Regions from separate parts of the Homo sapiens genome. Here region 2 is linked to region 1. Evidence: chromatin contacts called from ENCODE Hi-C or POLR2A ChIA-PET data. All regions are on one chromosome and are shown on one strand. Each heading gives the region's core, a stretch centred on a gene start or an enhancer-like site at or near the end of the contact. The rest is flanking DNA. Distances are from core to core; before and after follow the strand shown.

What was found. Hi-C counts contacts between places; a loop is a spot of excess contacts on that map. ChIA-PET counts read pairs that join two places held with the same protein, here RNA polymerase II (POLR2A). Pooled maps may share reads with other maps.
Region 2: a pooled map shows a loop between it and region 1 (5-fold over the local background). The contact joins the promoter of ZNF701 here to the promoter of ZNF765-ZNF761 in region 1. A Hi-C loop is called at or near these places in 6 of 50 pooled maps. POLR2A ChIA-PET finds 5 or more read pairs at or near these places in 2 of 52 experiments (GM10248 and MCF 10A).

The regions. Positions count from the first base shown.
Region 1 is chr19:53,391,964-53,399,872 of GRCh38, forward strand. ZNF765-ZNF761 (ZNF765-ZNF761 readthrough) reads left to right here and starts at 3,186. Exons shown (of 13, transcript NM_001350496.2): 1 at 3,186-3,230; 2 at 5,980-6,067. It overlaps ZNF765 (zinc finger protein 765), which reads left to right and starts at 3,186. Exons shown (of 4, transcript NM_001040185.3): 1 at 3,186-3,230; 2 at 5,980-6,067. The coding sequence starts at 6,053. RefSeq lists a silencer at 3,056-3,255.
Region 2 is chr19:52,566,126-52,574,034 of GRCh38, forward strand. It overlaps ZNF701 (zinc finger protein 701), which reads left to right and starts at 4,162. Exons shown (of 4, transcript NM_018260.3): 1 at 4,162-4,205. It also overlaps a transcript of ZNF808 not described here. RefSeq lists enhancers at 2,762-3,371, 4,181-4,430, 4,591-5,199.

The sequences.
Region 1 (7,909 bases), core at 1,936-4,435:
CCTGACCTCAAGTGATTTGCCCGCCTTGGCCTCTCAATGTGCTGGGATTACAGGCATGAGCCACCGCGCCTGGTCTGAAGTGGTATTTTTTAGAAACGAACTAAACCTTTTTTCAGCTTAATGACCCAGGGATGTATTTCTGAAGGACTTGGGAGCTCTCTTTGAAAGGCAAAATACAAGGGAGACAGTACCTGTATCTCAGTAGGAAATTAAGTAATTCAAACATCAAATAATTCCAATTTAAAGCTATGGCCTTTAAATAATTCTGAGCCTTTGAGGAGAGAGGCCATTTCTCTTACTGTCTCCTGTCTCTGAAGAGGAGGAAGTAAAAGCTGAAAAACAACAGGAATGAATTCAGTGACAAGACCAGCCAGCGCCACTGATGACCAGGCCTGAGGTTAAAAGATTAACTGCCCCCCAACTCTAACCACATGTGCTCTTAATCTGTCATGACCTTTTCCCGTGGAACCCCTTAGAGCTGTAAGCCCTTAAAAGGGCCAGGAACTCTTTCTTCGGGGGGTTCAATTCTTGAGAGGCAGGTCTGCCGACACTCCCGGCCAAACAAAGTCTTCAAAGAGCTCGGTTCTTGAGACGTGAGTTGGCCGATGCTCCCGGCTGAATAAAGCCACTTCTTTCTTTAACCGGGTGTCTGAGGGCTTTTATCCGCGGCTGCTCCTGCTACACCTTGAGAGGAATGTGCTCATGCAACCTGAGTCCAGCGGAACGCAGGCGTAACTTCTACGAGTTTTCCTGGCTGGCTGCGGTGGCTTATGCCTGTAATCCCAGCACATTGGGAGGTCAAGGCGGGCAGATCACTTGAGGTCAGAAGTTCGGAACCAGCCTGGCCAACATGGTAAAACCCACTCTCTACTAAAAATGCAAAACAAAAGGCGAGGCGCGGTGGCTCACGCCTGTAATCCCAGCATTTTGGAAGGCTGAGGCGGGCGGATCACAAGGTCAGGAGTTTGAGACCAGCCTGCCCAACATGGCGAAACCCTGTCACTACTAAAAATACAAAATTTAGCGGCTGGGCCAGGAGAATCGCTTGAACCCGGGAGGTGGAGGTTGCAGTGAGCAGGTGAGATCGTGTCACTGCACTCCAGCCTAGGCAACAGAGCGAGACTCTGTCTCAAACAAACAAACAAAAAATTAGACAGGCATGGTGGCGTGTGCCTGTAATCCCAGCTACTTGGGAGGCTGAGGCAGGAGAACTGCTTGAATCCAAGAGGTGGAGGTTGCAGTGAGCCGAGATCGCCCCACTGCACTCCAGCCTGGGCGAGTCTTGCCCTTATTTACAGGAAAAGAGTTCTCCTGTAAATAACTAGGAAGACTAAGCAGCCCCAGAGATAAGGCCTCCTGGGATCATTGTCCCTTTTTATGGAGTGATAACATAACCTTCCTTGAAGTGTATGACTCCGTCACCAATCAACTTGCTGCAACCTATGCACTGGTCTTGAATGGAAAATGTGTTGATTCTCCTAAAACTTCTCTGTCTTTCCCTGTGTGTGAAACCTTAACGTCTCTACTTGGGAACGTTGATCCCATTCATTAGGAGTTGATGTTTGCCGGTGGCTATCCTCATGCTTTGTGTTCAGATAAACTCTATACTTAATCATAAATTCTAAATGTTATTATTTACTGCTGACATCAGTTTCTGTCACATTGTAGGAGCCTCACCAGAGAGGGCACCTGTAGCCATGTTGTAAAACTCACACTTGTCAAAAAGACATGGGTTAGTGTTTCTCCCCCTCCCTCTGCATGAAGCTAATTAGCTGACACAGATGGTCACCTCCATTACCAACTAGAGCCAGGATGAACTATGTGTGACCAAGGGTGTTGTCAAGTCCTTTTCCCTGAGGACTGATTAGTGTTTATCTTGAAAACATGTACTTAATGGGTTGTATAGAACTGTGAAGTGTCTTTCTCTTTTTTCAACCTCTTAGCTCTTTGCCTCTATTTCCCATCACATTCTGGTCTAAGGCTTACTTATTAATAAAATGGTGTTTATTTCTTTCTCTATTATCGTCATGGAGATGTTTTGTCATTTGGGGGAAGATTTTTTTGTTTCGTTTTCAATTGTATTTTCTTAACAATTAGAAAGTGAAGTAAAAAGTATTTGGCCAGGCGCGGTGGCTCCCGCCTGTGATCCCAGCACTTTGAGGAGGCCCAGGCAGGTGGATCCCTTAAAGTCAAGAGTTTGAGACCACACTGGCCAACATGGTGAAACTCGTCTACAAAAATACAAAAATTAGCCGGGCATGGTGGCACGCGCCTGTAATTGCAGATACTCTGGAGGCTGAGGCAGGGGAATCGCTGAAACCCAGGAGGCAGAGGCTGCAGTGAGCCGAGATCCCATCACGGCACTCTAGCCTGGGCGACAGAGAAATACTCTGTCTCAAAACAAAAGAAATAAGTAAATAAATAAAGGAATAAATCTCTTCCAAAAATGTGCTGAGGCAACTAACTGGATATCCACATGGAAAAGAATACTGTTAGATCCCTATCTCACACAATCAAACTCTTATTTTAAAACGTTTAAAAAAAAAGGAAAAAAAAGAGAGAGTGACGAGGAAGGGAGCCCTGCGGGAGGGGGTGTTACATTGTCGCCCAGGCTGGCCTGGACCCCCAGGCTCAGCAATCCTCCCGCCGCTGCTTCCTGAGTAGCTGGGACCTCAGTCTCCCGCGCCCGCGCCCACATCCCTGCTGTGTTTATCCAGAAGGTGGTGACCTCACTCCTCGCTGGCCTGAGCATTCCGTCCCACATCCCAGGCGGTGGCCCTAGGGAAGTCTCTGCAGCTGAGCACAGGGTGGACTCTCCCTCCCAAGTGAATGGAGACTGGAAAGGGAGAGGATTTCTATTCTGTTTTGTGGGCTGTCAGCATGAAATCGTACGTTCCATCCAGGCAGGGCTTTGCATTTTACATTCCAGTTTGCATCCCCGTTCCAGACAATTCCAGGGCTTTTGAATCATGCCTCAGCCTTCCTGGCCGGTCTCGCCTCCAAAACCCGAAAACTGAGGCCCTGGGAGCCAGGCTGAGAGACTCACAGGTCCCGCCACAGCCCCGCCCTCTGTCGGTTCTAAAGGGTAAAGTCTCTCTGCCCCGCCCCTACCTCGCCCAAGCCCGCCCACCTCCTCGCGGGTCCCGCCCAGGCCTGGCTTCTTTCCTGCGCGCGCAGCTTCGCGCAGACCCGGAAGCGGACGGCGTGGAGTGACTATCCCACCGCCGCGGGTGAGTTTCGCTCTGTTTTGTATTAAGTCTGTGCTTCCCAGGTCCCTGGCGCTTCTGTACCTGGGGCGTGGGGTCTCCACTAACCTGGAAATTCTCAGCCGTCTTCCTTCACCCAGAGCAAGTTGAGACGACCCCGTGAGAGTCCGGGGGTCGCTTCCTTTTGGGTTTAAGGTCCCCCTGAGGCTGGTCCCGTCCCGGGTGTTTCTGCTATAGGGCAATGTATACACTTTCTATCACGTAGTTTTCCTGCTCTGAAACTTTTTCTGACTCCTCCCGTCCCGCGCTTTTTAAAGTCCTCACCCGAGAGGTGAATTCCCTCCCTGAGCGCCTCCCAGTCTCGCCCTCGTTGGCAGCTGGACGCAGCGCGGCGGCCCCAGCCCCAAGGAGGCCGCGTCCTCTGTCTGGTCCTGGGATCCTGCAGACCCCACCCTTGTCTTAAGGCGCCGTGGCGCCGCCGCCTCCCTCCTTTTGCGGGCCCTACTGCTCCCCAGGTTCGCCTCCACAGTCACTGCTTTCCCTGAGCCCGAGTTAGGGAGGTGCCCGGGGCCTGTCCTGTGACACGGGGTGTTCTTGCCTGCCCAGCTCCAGCCCCTGGAAAATGCGCTCCCCCGGGATGCAGGCGTTTTGCTCCAAACCCTCCTGTGTCTTATCCAAAGCCTCCGGTGCTTGTGTAGGCTAAAGGGATCAGGAGACAGACGTAGAGCAGTAGAAAACCTGAGACAGAAAAGAAGAATAAAAAAGACTCATAACAGATGGCAAAGTAGAGGATGGGTGAGGGATTTGCCAGACACAGCAAATGTGGGGGAAAAAAAAAAAAAGGAGGAGAAAAGCAACTGGAGAAATGTAGAGAAAAGGTAGATGTACAGAGAGATGAAGGACAGAGAGCAAGGTAGGGAGAGGGACAGCAAAGAGGGAGGCTCATCAGAGTGAGGGAGAGGAGGAGGGATTTGGAGCCAGGGCAGACAGAGCAGAGTGGTGCTGGTGGCAAGGAGAACAGAGGGAGAAGCACAGCAGGGAGGACACCTGGGGATCTGGGGTGCTAGAGAGTGGGGATGAGGGTATAACAGGGAAGAGAGAATGTAACAGGGAGAGCAGAGGAGGCGCAGAGATGGTGTTGCGGGAAACTAAGTACTAGAGAGACCGGTATGCGGGAGACAGAACGATGTTTATTTAAGGTACGCACCGGCTCAGTGGATTTACATCTAAAAAGCTGAGCATTTCAACAAAGACAGAGTGGGGTTTTTATAAGCAGGCTTACAGAAGCAAAATAAAAGCAGTTAATCATGTAATGATTGGTCACATAATCTATAGCATAGCATAACTTGTGGCCTTGCATAGCTGGTGGTCTTGTAGCTGCATTGAAAGAAAAACAAGAACAGCTAAATACAGACTTTTTTTTTCTTCACTCTTGTTCTAAAGTGGGGTTTTCTGGAGCTCATTCCTTTGGCTTCAGCTGCACAAAAAGCGTTATCTTATAACTGTCCTTGAAGTGAGCTTGCTAGGCAGAGGAAAACTTGTTCTTCTTTTCTTTTTAACCCTTGCCTTGCCTGTTAGTTTTTTGGAGTGAATGAATGCATATTGATTTTTTAAATTTCTGCCTCAGTTTTCTCCCTTTGCTGCTTTTTATAAATAAGGTTTTAATAGAAAGCACCACTATTACTGGATTCTTCATGAAAGAGCAGGTTTTCTTCTTTAGGCACAGGCTGATATTTATATGGAGCTATTAGCTGAGTGGTAGTCTGCCTAGTCACAATTGCTTCTATAGTTGATTGAACGTTCTTAACAAGGAGAGGTGAGGTAAGGGAGTATTAAACCAATTCTTAGTATTTCTAGAACCACTCCTGTTAAGGTTTTGAATCGACTGAAGGAGGAAAACCAGCCTCTAAAGAGGGACTCGGGAGTCTACTTTGTCTAAGTCTGGACTGGAACATGGGATAATTTTTTTATTCTTGCAGTTACTTCTATAACAGCCTTCCTATTGTCATTGATTTCTAGGCAGCAATTAGTTAGATTAAACTTTCTACATACTCCTCCTTCCTAGGCTAGGAGGTAGTCGAAAGCTAATCTATTTTGGTAGATGGCATTTCTCATTTTTGTGGCTTGCTGGGCCAGTAAGTCTAATGCATTTGCTGTTTCATTAGTGATGATTCCAAGTACTGCTTGCAACTTTATGATGCGGTTAAGCGTGTAAACTTAAGTGTGCCCGGCTCAATTTTTGAATTTTTAGTAGAGACAGGGTTTCACCATGTTGGCCAGGCTGGTCTCGAACTCCTGAGCTCAAGCGATCCTCACACCTCAGCCTCCTAAGTAACTGGGACCACAGACACACAGACGTGCACAACCATGCCTGGCTAAGTTTTTGTACTTTTGGTAGAGATGGGGTTTCACCACGTTGCCCAGGCTGGTCTCAAACCTGAGCTCAAGAGATCTACGCACCTCGGCCTCCCAGAGTGCTGGGATGACAGGCATGAGCCACCGCACCCAGCCTTTGCATGAGGTTTGGTCAGGCCTGGGTCTGTGCCCTAAAGGGGAGCTCATCCCACCCCAGCTCCCCACTGCTGCAGCGTGTGTGTGGGCTTCTCCGGGAGGGGAGTGGGAGTTTTCCTGTAGGAGTTTATTGTCCCTGGTGTGGTCGGCAGCATAGGGGACCGTATGTCCTCAGGATGAGGTCTCCTTTGTATGTGTTGTTGTGTTACAGGGAGGGGATATGTTGATTCTGAGCAATAAACAACATATTTCTAACATTCAGGATTGACTTCTAAAGACTCTTGGTATGTGAGGAAGAAACCTGGAAGAGGAAGAGGAAAGCAAAGGAGTCAGGGATGGCTCTTCCTCAGGTGAGATGATATTCTTGGTGGATTGTTCTGTCTCCTTCTTTTCAGAAATGCTGACCTTGGAGTTTGGAATCTTCTCTGAGTCTGAAGCATCTTGCCTGACAGGTTTGCTCGCACTCACCCATGCCTTCCTTCATTCCCTCTTATCTTGCTTAGATTCCATCTCCCATGATCCAGTGACATGAACTTGGGAAGAGGCTGCACTGGGCATGGTCCTGGGAAGGGCTCACACCCAGACATGGATGGAGATGGGGTGAGGGTCCCATGGTGTCAGTGCTGTTGGGCAGCAGGGATTGTTCAGGGGCTACATCTGGATGCTCTGTCAGCTCTCTGTAGACCAGGATTAGAGCAACTGCCAATGGAAGTCATGTATTCATGTGCACAAAGTATGTGGTAAATTCTAGAAAAGGTGACCAATATGGAGCAATTTTTTCTGCCTGATTTTATACTACATTTTTAGGTAATTGAGTGAGTTACTGTGTTTCTGACTCCAACTATCTTACTAATTAGAATGGAAAGTTCATACACAGACATGAATGATACAAGATGTTTTATTCCGTCTTTATTTTAAGAATAGGAAATCAACCTGAATAATAGCAGGAGATTCATTCAACCATTCTTAGCACATTACGCTCATGGAGACTGTGGGGTTCCTGTGGAGAGGCTTGTGAAACAGGTGTTTTGGTTATAATTTTTATTATCAGTACTATTATATTATGATAATATTATTATATTTCACATATATGAAGTCTTGCTTTGTCGCCCAGGCTGAAGTGCAGTGGCATGATCTTGGCTCACAGCAACCTCCACCTTCCGGGTTCAAGTGATTCTCCTGCCTCAGCCTCCCGAGTAGCTGGGATTATAGGTGTGCACCACCACGCCCAGCTAATTTTGTTGTATTTTTATTAGTGACGAGTATCACCATGTTGGCCAGGCTGGTCTCAAACTACTGACTTCAGGTGATCTGCCTGCCTCAGCCTCCTGGAGTGCTGGGATTACAGGTATAAGCCACCATGCCCAGCCCCAATGATTATTATTAAATATATATTTTTCTTTTTTTTAAAATTATTATTATACTTTAAGTTTTAGGGTACATGTGCACAATGTGCAGGTTAGTTACATATGTATACATGTGCCATATTGGTGTGCTGCACCCATTAACTCATCATTTAGCATTAGGTATATCTCCTAATGCTATCCCTCCCCCCTCCCCCACCCCACAACAGTCCCCAAAATATATATTTTTCTATTTAAACATCACATAGTGAATATATTTGTTTTGTGGTAAAACTCCAAGCAAAGCTGCAGCTTAGACCCTTTGCCATCAGGCATCTCCCTTCCCTGTTACATCCTCCACCCTTCTTCCAAACTCACTGGGGAGTCACCACTGTCAGTTCTGTGCCAGGCGTCAGAGCAAGTCTCATACACATGTATTTCTGCATCATATGAGACTTTAGAAAAAATTATTCAATAAATTGAAAAAAAAATAACTTTTTTACAAAAATTAGCCTGGCGTGATGGCACGTGCCCCTAATCCCAGCTATTCAGGAAGCTGAGGCAGGAGAATCACTTGAACCTGGGAAGCAGACATTGCAGTGAGCTGAGATTGTGCCACTGCACCCCAGCCTGGGCACAGATCAAGACTCCATCTCAAAAAAAAAAAAAAATTTTTACGTTTGGGGCCATATGTTCCGGTTTCTTACATAGGTAAACTAGGGTCATCGGGGTTTGTTGTTCAGGTTATTTCATCACTCTGGTGTTAAGTCCCGTACCCAATAGTTATTTTTTATTTATTTATTTTTTTGAGACTGAGTTTTGCTCTTTTTGTCCAGGCTGGAGCATAAT
Region 2 (7,909 bases), core at 2,912-5,411, 820 kb before region 1:
AGTCCATTTGTGAAAGATTTTATATATATATATATAGTTTGTTTTGTTTTGTTTTTTGAGACGGAGTTTCAATCTTGTTGCCCAGGCTGGAGTGCAATGGTGCGATCTCGGATCACTGAAACCTCTGCCTCCCAGGTACTACGGATTCTCCTGTCTCAGCACCCCAAGTAGCTCAGATTACAGGCATGCATCACCATGCCCGGCTAATTCTTTTGTATTTAGTAGAGACTGGGTTTCATTATGTTAGTCAGGCTGGTCTTGAATTCCTGACCTCAGGTGATCCACCTGCCTCAGCCTCCCAAAGTGCTGAGATTACAGGTATGCGCCACTATGCTGGGCCAAAAGATATATTTCTAGTATTAGATTGAAATAAAAACCCATTCTATATAACTTTAGCTAATTTAAAACGCAAATAATAGATAATTACATAGATACACAAAACTTTATAATATTTCACTTAGTATTGCTATTACTATGTTCTTGGGGCAGAAGCTCAGTCTGTCAGATACATTACAAAAGGATGGTGTCTCCATAATTGTGCTTAGGACTCTGGTGCATAAGTGGATAAACTGTTAAACAGGATCCTAGGGGAGCTAGGGTGACAAAGTTCAAGTCCATTAAAACTAGCAACATACATTCCTTACTGCTCACGCATGACTCATGGTCTTAAGATGTTTACAGTTAAGAAAAGCAGCTTAATCATACCTGCAAGGACAAACTCCTACATAAACACAATGTCCAGATGACCCAATATCCCATGACAATGTATGCTTCTAAGCTAATTACAGTCATGCTTTCACGTACTTGCACACTAAAATACCAAGGATAGGTGTTTTTTTTTTTTTGATGGAGCTTCACTTTTGTCATCCAGGCTGGAGTGCAATAGGACAATCTCGGCTCATTGCAACTTCCACCTTCCGGGTTCAAGCGATTCTCCTGCCTCAGCCTCCTGAGTAGCTAGGATTACAGGCATGCACCACCACCCCCGGCTAATCGTTGAATTTTCAGTAGAGACGGGGTTTCATCACGTTCGCAAGGCTGGTCTCGAACCCCTGATCTCAGGTGATGCCCCCACGTCGGCCTTCCAAAGTGCCAGAATTACAGGCGGGAGCCAATGCAACCGGCCAAGGATAGCTTTAAATCAACAAAGTAATAAGTTTTGTTACACTGTCAGCCCACTGGCAGGTAGACATACCTTAGTTTTTACCTAAGCACCTATGTAAGAGAAACTTTAAGAGAAGGCAGTTCCCTTTGTTTTTGAGGTCGCCCTACTGTGTAACTGGTAGTTTTCTTTTTTTTTTCTTTTTTTTTTTAAGACGGAGTCTCGCTCAGGCTTGAGACACCTTGTCCAGCTGTATTTTTTATTATTATTATTATTATTATTATTATTATTATTATTATTATTATTTTGTTTTTGAGACTGAGTTTCACTCTAGTTCCCTGGGCTGGAGTACAATGTCATGATCATGGCTCACCACAGCTTCCATTTTCTGGGCTCAAGCGATTCTCCTGCCTCAGCCTCCGGAGTAGCTGGGACTACAGGCTCATGCCACCACTCCAGGCTAATTTTTATATTTGTAGTAGAGACGGGGTTTCTCTATATTGGTCAGGCTGGTCTCGAACTCCCGACCTCAGGCCATCCGCCGTCCTCAGCCTACCAAAGGGCTGGGATTACAGGCTTGAGCCACCGCGCCCGGCCTGAAGTAGAATATTTTAGAAAGTAATTAAACCTTTTTTCAGCATAATAACCCAGAGATGTACTTCTGAAGGACTTAGAATCTCTTCTTGAAAGGCAAGCAACAAGGGAGATAGTACCTGTAAGTCAGTAGGAAATTAAATATTTCAAACATCAGCTATTTCAAATTTAAAGCTACAGACTTTTAAATAATTCGGAACCTTGAGAGGAACGTGGTCATGCAACCTGAGTCCGGTGGCATGCAGGCGCAACTTCTACAAGTTTTCCTGGCCAGGCATGCAGGCTCAGGCCTGTAATCCCAGCACTCTGGGAGGCTGAGGCGGGCGGATCGCCTGACGTCAGGAATTAGAAACCAGCCTGGCCAACATGGGGAAACCCCGTCTCTACTGAAAATACAAAGCCATTAGCCGGGCATGGTGGCGCACGCCTGTATTTTCAGCTATTTGGGAGGCTGAGGCAGGAGAACTGCTTGAACCCAGGACGTGGAGGTCGTAGTGAGCCGAGATCACATCACTGCATTCCAGCCTGGGCGACAGAGCAGGACGCCTTCCCAAAACAAAACAAAACAAAACAAAATGTGCTATACAATTTAGTTTCCTAATATCAATTTTAAAAAGTTTTCGTGTAAATAATTAGGAAAACTAAGCAGCCCCAGAGATAAGACCTCCTGGCATCATTGTCCCTTCTTATGGAGTGATAATGTAACCTTCCTTGAAGTGTATCACTCCATCACCAGTCAAGCTGCCGCAGCCTATGCACTGGACTTGAATGGAAAATGTGGTGGTTCTGGGAAAGCTTCTCTGTATTTCCTTGTGTGTGTGAAATGTTAATGTCTCTACTTGGGAACGCTGACCCCATTCATTTGGAGTTGAGGTTTCCAGGTGGCTATTCTCATGCTTTGTGTCCAAATAAACTCTATAATTAATAATGTATTCTAAATTTCATTATTTACTGCTGACATCAGTTTCTGTTGGATTGTAGGAGCCTCACCAGAGAGGGCACCTGTCCGCCATGCTGTAAAACTCACACTTGCCAAAAATACATGGGTTAGGGTTTCTCCCCCTCCCTCAGGATGATGCTAGTTAGCTGACACAGATGGTCACCTCCATTACCAAGTAGAGCCAGGATGAATTATGTGTGACCAAGGGTGTTGTCAAGTCCTCTTCCCTGAGGACTGATCAGTGTTTATCTTGAAAACATGTATTTGGGTTGTATAGAACAGTGAAGTTTCTTTCTCTCTTTTCAACCTCTCAACTGTCCTCTATTTCCCATCACATGCTGGTCTAAGGCCTATTTATTAATAAAATAGTTTTTATTTCTTTCTCTGTTATCGTCGTGAAGATGATTTCTCATTTAGGGGAAGATTTTTTTAGTTTTCAATTGTATTTTCTCAACATTTAAGAGCGAAGTGAAGAGTATTTCTTGGGCCAGGCACAGTGGTTCACGCCTGTAATCCCAGCATTTCAGGAGGCCGAGGCAGGCGGATCACTTGAAGTCAGGAGTTCGAGACCAGCCTGGCCAACATGGTGAAACCCCGTCTCTACCCAAAATACAAAAATTAGCCGGGCATGGTGGCCTGTGCCTGTAATGCCAGCTATTCCGGAGGCTGAGGCAGGAGAATCGCTTCAACCCAGGAGGCAGAGGCTGCAGTGAGCCGAGATGTCACCACTGCACTCCAGCCTGAGCGACAGAGAAATACTCCGTCTTAAAAAAAAAAAGAAAAGAAAAAAAAGAAAGTAATAGATCTCTTCCACAAATGTGCTGGGACAATTAACTGGATATCCACATGGAAAAGAATAATGTTGTATCCCTATCTCACACAATCAAAATTTTATTTTAAAAATTAAAAGAGACGATGAGGGGAGCCCTGCGGGAGGGTGTGTTACTTTGTCGCCCAGGCTGGCCTGGACCCCCAGGCTCAGTGATCCTCCCGCCTCTGGCCCTCAGGCTCCCGCCCACCTGGCCGCATTCCTGCTATGTTTAAGCAGTAGGTGGTGACTTCACTCCTCCCTGGCCTGAACACTCCGTCGCGCATCCCAGGCGGAGGCCCTAGGGAAGTCTCTGAAGCTGAGCACAGGGTGGACTCTCCCTCCTGAGTGAATGGAGAATAGAAAGGGAGAGGATTTCTGTTCTGTTCTGTGGGCCGTCAGCATGAAATTGTACGTTCCGCCCAGGCAGGGCTTTGCATTTTACATTCTTGTTTGCATCCCCGTTCCAGACAATTCCAGGGCTTTCGAATCGTGCTTCAGCCTTCCTGACCGCTCTCGCCTCCAAAGCCCGAAAAATAGAGTCGCTGGGAGCGAGGCTGAGAGACGCACAGGTCCCGCCCCGGCCCCGCCCTCTGCCGGTTCTAAAGGGCAAGGTCTCTCCGCCTGGGGCCCCGCCTCTACCTCGATCAGGCCCCGCCCACCTTCTCGTTGGCTCCACCCAGGCCTGGCTTTAGTCCTGTGCGCACACATCCGCGCAGACCAGGAAGCGGATCCCGTGGAGTGAAGGTCGCACCGCGGCGGTGAGTTTTGCTCTGTGTTGTATTAAGTCTGCACTCCCCATATCCCCGGCACTTCCGTACCTGGGACGTGGGGTCACCACAGACCTGTAAATTCTCGCCCATCTTCCTTCAACCAGAGCAAATGCAGACGTTCCCCTGGGAATCCGGAAGTCGCTTCCTTTTGTGTTTAAAGTCGCCCTGAGGCTGTTCCCGTCTCCAGTCTTTCTGCTACAGGGCGCTGTATACACTTCCTATCGCGTAGTTTCTGTGCTCAAAACCGTTTTTTAACTCCTCCCTCCCCGCGCTTTTCAAAGTCCTCACCCGAGATGTGTATTTCCGCCTGGGCGCCTCCCAGTCTCAACCTTTAGGCGCCTGAAGCGCAAACGTCGCGATCCCAGTCTCAGGGAGGCCGAGTTCTCTGCCTGGTGCTGGGATCTTGTGGACCCCACCGAAGGCGTCGTCGCACCCCACCTCCCGCCTCATGCTGGGCCTTGCTGCACCCCAAGTCTCCCCTTAGCAGTCACCACTTTCCTTGAGCCAGCGTTGGGGAGGTGCCAGGGGCCAGTCCTGTGACACGGTGTGTTCTTGCCTGCCTAGCTCCAACCCCTGAAAAATGAGCCTCTCTGGGATGCAGGCGTCTTACTTCAAACCCTCCTGTGATTGTGTGGGCTAAAGAGATCAGGAGACAGAGAGTAGTAGAAAACCTGAGACAGAGAAAAGAAGAATGAGAAAGACCCATAACAGATGGCAAAGTAGAGGATGGGTGAGGGATTTGCCAAGAGACAGCAAAAGTGAAAAAAAAAAGATAAGAAAGCAGGAGGAGAAAAGCAACTGGAGAAATGTAGAGAAAAGCTAGATGTACAGAGAGATGAAGGACAGACAGCAAGGTAGAGAGGGGCAGCAAAGAGGGAGGCTCATCAGAGTGAGAGAGAGAGAGAGAGAGAGGAGGAATTTGGAGCCAGGGCAGACAGAGCAGAGTGGTGCTGGTGGCAAGGAGAACAGAGGGAGAACCACAGCAGGGAGGACGCCTGGGGATCTGGGGTGCTAGAGAGTGGGGACGGGGGGTAAAACAGAGAAGAGAGAATTTAACAGGGAGAGCGGCAGAGATGCAGAGATGGGATAAGAGGCGGAAATATATGGAGATTGAGGACGATCGAAGAATTGGGGAGAAGGAGCAACAAGAGATTAAATAAGACGTGAGGATGGAGCCCAGGTAATTTTTGTATTTTTAGTAGAGACGGGGTTTCACCATGTTGGCCAGGCTGGTCTCGAACTCCTGACCTCAGGTGATCCACCCGCCTCGACCTCCCAAAGTGTTGGAATTACAGGCGTGAGCCACCGCACCTGGCCACCCAAGCATTCTTGATTGAAAAAGTTTGCTTATGTCTTAGTTCTACAGCTGACCCTCTTTCCCTGCTTTTTGTTTGTTTGTTTGCTTGTTTGTTTTGAGATGCACTTTCGCTCTTGTTGCCCAGGCTGGAGTGCAATGGTGTGATCTTGGGTCACCGCAACCCTTTTTGGTTTTTTTTTTGAGACGGAGTTTCGCTCTTGTTGCCCGTGCTGGAGTGCAATGGTGCGATCTCGGCTCACTGCAACCTCCACCTCCCGAGTTCAAGCGAGTCTCCTGCCTCAGCCTCCCTAGTAGCTGGGATTACAGGCATGTGCCACCACACCAGGCTAATTTTGTATTTTTAGTAGAGATGGGGTTTCTCCATATTGGTCAGGTTGGTCTTGAACTCCTGACCTCAGGTGATCTGCCCACCTCGGCTTCCCAAAGTGCTGGGATTATAGGCATGAGCCACCGAGCCCGGCCTACTCACCACCACCTTTACCTCCCGGTTTTAAGCGATTGTCCTGCCTCGGCCTTCCTGAGTAGCTGGAATTACAGGCAAGTGCCACAACATCTAGATAATTTTTGTATTTTTAGTAGAGATGGGGTTTCTCCATGTTGGTCAGGATGGTCTCGAACTCCCGACATCAGGTGATCCGCCTGCCTCGGCCTCCCAAAGTGCTGGGATTACAGGTGTGAGCCACCGCACTCAGCCTCCCTGTTTTGAAGGTAACTAGCTGTGTCTTTGTACATCTGCATTTTATAAATGTTACTGTAATTTTCTTGTGAGGAAGAATTAAATGTTGGGAATCAGTGGCATCAGAACTTGCAAAGGAAGTTTCTTTATCCCAGGTATGTGAAAGAGGCTTCTCTAATTTTCAAGGATAGTTTTGATAAGGCCAACCCTTTCCTTTATCCCTTCCAGGCCACCATGTAAGAATTCCGTTACATCTTTTCACTCATCTCAGACCTTCTCAGCGTGACTCGGTGAAAATGTCCCCGTTCTGAGGATGTCACAGCTAAATCTAAAGCAGATCATGTCAGTCCCTGGCAGGGAACCCTCCATGGGCTTCCTGTGTTCCCCAGGACAAAAGCCCAACTCCTCACTGTCACTCCACAGCCCTGTGTCCAGGGCCCCTGCCACTGTCCAGGCTCCTCCTGGGAACTTGCCCTCATCTCATGACTCCCTCTGCCCCAGTCACATTTGCTTTTCTCTTTTCCCAAACATCAAAACCCTTCCCGTCTCAGGTCATTTTCACTGCTCTTACCCTATTTCTCTAAATGCTCACAGCACTGTCCCTTTCTCCTTCAGGTCCTGGCTCAGAAATGTCTCCCATGCCCTCCCACCCCCAACTGAATTTCCCTCTGCCCATCAGTCTCTATCACATTACTCAGGTTTTATTATCTCTGTGTCAGTCACATCAGAAACACACTTTTTTTCTTTTTCCAAAGAGTCTCGCTCTGTCCTCCAGGCTGTGAGTGCAGTCTTGTGATCTTGGCTCACTGCAACCTTTGTCTCCTGAGTTCAAGCAATTCTTGTGCCTTAGTCTCCCAAGTAGCTGAGATTACAGGTGTGTGCCACCATACTCTGCTAATTTTTGTATTTGTATTTTATTTTATTTTTGAGTCTTACTCTGTTGCCCTGGCTGGAGTCCAGTGGTGCGATCTTGGCTCACTGCAACCTCCACCTTCCAGGTTCAAGCGATCCTCCAACCTCAGCCTCCCGAGTAGCTGGGCTTACCAATGCCCACCAAGCCCAGCTACTTTTTGTATTTTTAGTAGATATGGGGTTTCACCATGTTGGCCAGGCTGCTGTTGAACTCCTGAACTTGAGTAATCCTCCCACCTCAGCCTTCCAGAGTGCTAGTATTACAGGCATGAACCACCGCACCCAGCCCCAATTTTTGTGTTTTTAGTACAGACAGGTTTTCACCATGGTGGCCAGGCTGGTCTCAAACTCCTGAGCTCTACTGATCCTCCCCCTCAGCTTCCTAAGTAGCTGGGACCAGAGACACACAGACGTGCACCACCATACCTGGCTAAGTTTTTGTATTTTTGGTAGAGATGGGGTTTCACCATGTTGCCCAGGCTGGTCTCAAACTCCTGAGCTCAAGCGATGTACCCACCTTGGCTTCCCAGAGCGGTGGGATGACAGGCATGAGCCACCGCACCGAGCCTCTGCATGGGATTTGGTCAGGGCTGGGTCTGTGCCCTGAAAGGGAGCTCATTCCAGCCCAGCTCCCCACTGCTGCAGCGTGTGAGGGCTTCTCCAGGAGGGAAGCGAGAGTTTTCTTATAGAAATTTATTATCCCTGGTGCAGTGGGCAGCAGAGGTGACCATATTTTTTCAGAGTGAGGGCACCTTTGTATGTGTCATTGTGTTACAGGCAGGAGGT